Linked DNA regions of Homo sapiens: region 1 is linked to region 2. A link is a loop called in an ENCODE intact Hi-C map of the cell type or tissue named here. Cell type or tissue: PC-3. All regions are shown on one strand. Each heading gives the region's core, and the rest is flanking DNA. Links, peaks and the distances in the headings are about the cores only. Region 1 has its middle 32 kb from the start of GCLC-AS1. Region 2 overlaps ELOVL5 (ELOVL fatty acid elongase 5).

Region 1 (2,924 bases), core at 107-2,606, 97 kb after region 2:
TTACTTGGTATTCTGGTTGGCTGTTATTTATGACTAGTGACATAGTGACCCTCTTTTCTCATACGATGTTCATCGTTAACTCTTTCCATGGTCCAAAAGGCCAAAAGAGGAGGTAGATAAGTATGGGATAAACTTCAAGGCTTAATGTACTTTTTAATGAAAACATAAGGATAAAAGAAGTAGATAATGTGTGATATTGTGGTTTGTAGGAAATGAGTGTTTTTTAAAAAATTAAGATATAATTTAAAGACAGTGAAATAAAGAGATCTTAGGTGTGTAGTTAAACCAGTGTTAACAAATGCACATGTCCATACAGCTCACACCCCTCTCAAGATACGGATGTATTTCATCAACTAAGAAGTTCTCTCACGCCCTTCCCAGTCAATCCCTGTCACTTCTGGAAGCCACCACTATTCTGATTTCATCATGATGTTTTTTTTCTGCTATAGAACTTCATATATCTGAAATCACACAGTATTACTGTTTTGTATCTGACTTTTTTCACTCAGTATAAAATTTCGGAGATTCATTCAGATTTTTACATGTATCAGTAGTTTGTCTCTTTTCATTATTGAATAGTATTGCATTGTATGAAAATACCACAGTTTATTCTATTCATGGACACCTGGGCTGTTTCCAGTCTTTGGCTCTGATGAGTAAGACTGCTATGAGCGTTCTCATGCAGAGCTTATTTGGACAAATGTTTTCATTTCTTTTGAAATGAATGAATGTTTTCATTTCTTTTGAAATGAATGAATGTTTTCATTTCTTCGGAAACTAGGATTAGAATTGTTGGGTCATAGGACAGATATACCTTTAACTCTTTAAGAATGTGCCAAACAGTTTACATTTCCACCAGTAATGGCAAAATTTCTGTTTGCTCCACATCCTCCTGAACATTGGTGTTTTTAATCTTTTATGTTTTAACCGTTCTAGTGAGTTTGCAATGACATCTTACTGCAGTTTTAATTTACCTTTCCCCAGTGACTAATACTCTTAAGCACTTTTCCATGTGCTCACTGGTTTTCATGTATCTTCTTTTGTGAAGTGCCCTTTCAAATATTTGCTCATTTAAAAGCTGAGCTGTCTTTTTATTGCTGCATTATAGGGGTTCTTTATATATTCCAGTCAAAAGTCCTTTGTCAGATTTATATGTTGTAAATACTTTCTCCTGAACTTTGACTTGTCTATTAATCTTAATAGTGTCTTTTGATGAATAAAAGTTTTAAATTTTGATGAAGTCACAATTTATTATTTCCCTTTATGGTTAATACTTGCATTCTCTCTAAAGAAACCATTGCCTACACAAGGTTGTGAAGATTTTTAAAATATTATCTTCTAGAAGCTTTATAGTTTTAGCTCTTATATTTACGTTTATGATACATCCAGAATTAATTTTTGCATGTGGCTTAATATAGAGGTAAAGTTCTCCCCCCGACCGCCACCAGGGCCCTAATTTTGATACTTATTTCAGTACCATATATTGAAAAGATTTTCCTTTCTCCATTGAGTGTCTTAATATCTTTTTAAAAATCATTCGACTCCGGCATACGTGTAGCTCTACATCTAGGCTCTATTCTGTCCTATTGGATGTACTGTTTATCCCTTTGCCAATAATATACTAACTGTAGCTTTGTGGTAAGTCTTAAAGTCAGGTAGTGCAATTCCTTTAACTTGATTTTGTTTTGGCTATTCTAGGTCCTTTGCATTTCTATATAACTTTTAGACTCAGTTTATCAATATCTACAAAAAAGCATGAAGTCTTGATAGACTTCAAAGCAACAATTCACCCTCCTTGGAAATATTTAAAGATGTCTATATTAAGCTGTTGGGAAAACAGATGGGGAAAAGATTGTGGAAGTACAGAATGAAGCAGCTGATGAGCACTGAACTTCTTTTAGGGGATGAGAGTGTTTTGTGGGCTCAATCTCCCAGTTCCTGCTTTTTCTTTTCTTTTCTTTTTTTATTATACTTTAAGTTTTAGGGTACATGTGCATAACGTGCAGGTTTGTTACATATGTATACATGTGCCATGTTGGTGTGCTGCACCCATTAACTCGTCATTTAGCATTAGGTATATCTCCTAATGCTATCCCTCCCCCTTCCCCCCACCCCACAACAGTCCCCGGTGTGTGATGTTCCCCTTCCTGTGTCCATGTGTTCTCATTGTTCAATTCCCACCTACGACTGAGAACATGCGGTGTTTGGTTTTTTGTCCTTGCGATAGTTTGCTGAGAATGATGGTTCCCAGCTTCATCCATGTCCCTACAAAGGACATGGACTCATCGTTTTTTATGGCTGCATAGTATTCCATGGTGTATATGTGCCACATTTTCTTAATCCAGTCTATCATTGTTGGACATTTGGCTTGGTTCCAAGTCTTTGCTATTGTGAATAGTGCTGCAATAAACATATGTGTGCATGTGTCTTTACAGCACCATGATTTATAATCCTTTGGGTATATACCCAGTAATGGGATCGCTGGGTGAAATGGTATTTCTAGTTCTAGATCCTTGAGGAATCGCCACAGTGACATCCACAATGGTTGAACTAGTTTACAGTCCCACCAACAGTGTAAAAGTGTTCCTATTTCTCCACATCCCCTCCAGCACCTGTTGTTTCCTGACTTTTTAATGATCACCATTCTAACTGGAGTGAGATGGTATCTCATTGTGGTTTTGATTTGCATTTCTCTGATGGCCAGTGATGATGAGCTTTTTTTCATGTGTTTTTTGGCTGTATGAATGTCTTCTTTTGAGAGTGTCTGTTCATATCCTTTGCCCACTTTGCCCACTTTTTGATGGGGTTGTTTGTTTTTTTCTTGTAAATTTCTTTGAGTTCATTGTAGATTCTGGGTATTAGCCCTTTGTCAGATGAGTAGGTTGCAAAAATTTTCTCCCATTCTGTAGGTTGCCTGTTCACTC
Region 2 (2,924 bases), core at 140-2,639:
GGTCAAGTGGGAACACAGCTGCTCTGTACAATTGTACTAGCAGGGACCAAGCCCAGGCACTAGGCTCCATGGAAAAGGAGCTTTAGTCCTACATGCAGCAAAAGAATAAGCTATTCTTTGATCTGGCTGGTTCCCCACACACTGACAGGAAAATGGACAGGGCTGGGAGTGGCCAGCACTTCCCAGGAAAAAGACCACGCTGACACCAAGCCAAAGCATCGATTCCCATCCTCTTTAACCAGGAGTCTCTGACCTGCACTCAACCTAGGGGGCTTCCCAGAATTACAGGTTACAACAGGGAGTAGTAACAGGGCCCAGTGAAAAAAAGTCCCAATGAAAACAGTCTTCCAAAGCTATTCACTAGTTCAAGAGCCACACACAGAAAATAATGACAGTAAAAATGGATTACGGGCAGGTAAATTAGAACCAATTTTAAAGAATTCCTTTTTAACGCACATTTTCCAAAAGACACTCCTAATTTAAAAAGCCGCTTCCCATTATAAGATTCTGGAGTGTTTTTGGTAACCATGCAACTATATTATAATTGTGTCTCATTTTAAGTATCTCACTACAAAAAACTGACTGGAGCTGACCATTCTCTTTATAAACTACCCTATATTTAAAGATACAGCTGAAAGGAGCAAGAGAGTGTGAGGGAGTTCAGCACACCTTCGTCTGACTCACCCCCACCACCATGGATCAGTTCTGCGCTCCTGGCTAGTTCCCTCCCCATGTACTATACTAAGTGTTGTAGAATTTTAGGATCCTTGGGCCTGAATTCGAGAGAAAGACTGGAACTACCATAGCCTGGAATACAAAAACCTGGAAATACTAACACGAGCAGAACAAAGAACAAAACCCAAAGCCCTAAAGAGAGTCCTGCTCATGTGGAAAATCCATCTGTCCACTGTTCAACTCCCTCCAGGGGCAAGTATATGCCCAGGTGAATCACGTGTGGGAGGTTAAGTCAACATCAGTGCTCACTTTGAACTAATAATCAAACTAGTTGCTAGAAGCATGTTTGAAAAAAGACACTACAATAAGCTTTACAGCAAATCAGTCCCCCTCCACCTCCTTTCCACTTGGCTCCCAAGGACAACAGAACATGAGGGGATGGGGGTAGGTGGCAACAACGGAAGGAGGTGGTTGGGGTTAATGAGGAGAAGGCACAGTCACAATTCTCAAGATGAAGTACGTCTCAAGGAGAGTGCAAATATTAAGCATCTTGGCCATTTCTACCTGGGGTAGGAGAGAGTGACAAAGCTGCCCAGCAAAGGAAAAGTACTGGGATCTTAAGGCAAATCTGTTTTAAAAGGTATCAAGATTTTTAAAAATATACATTATAGTAAAGAGTTGGTATAAGAATTATATTAAAGAAAAGTTTATTTCCTAAACCCACAACCAGGCTGTTTGCTGACTCTAAAACAGTAAAGATATTTTTAGGGCCAAGTCTTGGTTTGTCTGGCTTCTAAGGCAGCAGTCAGCTTGCTTTGAAAGCTCCCTTTCCTGTGGTATCAGTCAAGTCACATTCCTTTTGATTTAAAAACGTTTAGCTATTGTCTAGCTTAACTTCATCATATCCTGCTTTACTTTTTTTTTAACGGTTATTGTTCACCTAAAAATGAGTCAGCTGAGTTTACAAACCCATGTGCTGCAAGGAATCAGACTGAGATTTCCTTGCATTTTCTCTTCTCTCATTCCCATCCATCACTTTTATCAGTCAACTCGTTAACGTTAGGCAGGCATGGGAACATTCTTCAAGTTGGCTGCCAGTTACACAGAATGAAAAATTAAATGGTGCTTTAATTTGGTAGTCACAACCCTGATTCTAGAATTTAAAAAGATTTTTCTAGGTTGGGAAAATCAGTTCCCAAATAAAACCACACCTTGCTGAGGAATGTTAAAATTCAAAATGTCGTGAAGACCATAAAGGAAAGAAGATCCAAGTACTAACAAGCTTTAGAAATGAAAGTAACTTGACGACAGAATTCATGTTAAAGTGTTGGCATTTAAATAAATGATAACTCTGGATTAAATCTTGGCTCAAAAATATCTACCGCACCAACAGTGGTACATCTGATTGTGTACTGTCATCCTAACACTCTGAATCTATGCTTATTCTCTTTCTTCCCCCTGCAGAATTCCTATACTTTCTAACCTCCATTCTAAGGAAGTAACAAACTCTTGTAATTCTCTGATAAAGTCATTTTTCCTGCCATATATCATACACGAAGGCAAAAAACACAGCTCTATTTGGGGTTTTAGATGAGTAACTGCAAAACTGGGGCACTGATAGATTCTACAAAGCACTGCCACAGGTTAGCTCCACGGCTGAAGAAGGCAGAACAACCTCATTCCGGTATAATGGATAATTGGAGGGGAAATTTTTAAATGTTGCAACAATCAAATTGTTGTACAAAAATACGTTTAGGGTCAACACAGAAGCCTCCACTTCCTGCTCCTTGGCTGCTACTAGTTAATTAAAAAGCACTTTTTAACCATCGCTGGAGAAGGACATCCTTCTAACACCTTCTAACATCCTTCTAACAAGTGGAGAGTCACACCAGTGGCTGTTATCTGTGGTCCTTCCTCCCTGTCCTCTTGCCTTCATTTCCAACCCTTTCTCCAAGGCCCAGATTAGGTGTTACAAAGCCTACTTCCACTCCACTGCCCCTCTTGTTGCTGTCTAGACAACTCATTTAGTATACAGCAACTTCAACTTTTACATGAGCTAGATACTTCTGTGTTCAGGTATTATGGGAACAAACTCTGCAACTCCTTAGAGTCCAAACTCTTTAACGGCAAGTACTCCAATCTGTCCTATGAGTATAATAATTATCTATTGGTGATACTATAAATGAGGAGATACACCTGTTATTACAAAATAAAAAGAAAAGAAAATGGCACACCTGACTCCACAATGG

Evidence for each region. Peaks named below come from ENCODE experiments on the same cell type or tissue, not always from the same donor. Only the 100,000 strongest peaks of a DNase experiment are listed, where the experiment ranks them.
Region 1: a loop joins it to region 2, with 7 times the contacts of the local background. A loop is called at or near these places in 2 of 110 quality-filtered maps.

The regions. Positions count from the first base shown.
Region 1 is chr6:53,398,098-53,401,021 of GRCh38, forward strand. No RefSeq gene overlaps it. Among named protein-coding and RNA genes, the nearest start is that of GCLC-AS1, 32 kb to the right of the region's middle. In PC-3, for the core only: no CTCF peak of the experiment used is centred there; no DNase peak of the experiment used is centred there; H3K4me3 peaks cover 729 bases; H3K27ac peaks cover 1,741 bases.
Region 2 is chr6:53,301,306-53,304,229 of GRCh38, forward strand. All of the region lies in intron 1 of ELOVL5 (ELOVL fatty acid elongase 5), which reads right to left. Among named protein-coding and RNA genes, the nearest start is that of MIR5685, 26 kb to the left of the region's middle. RefSeq lists an enhancer at 28-77. In PC-3, for the core only: no CTCF peak of the experiment used is centred there; a DNase peak (open chromatin) is centred at 1,576; H3K4me3 peaks cover 1,458 bases; H3K27ac peaks cover 2,500 bases.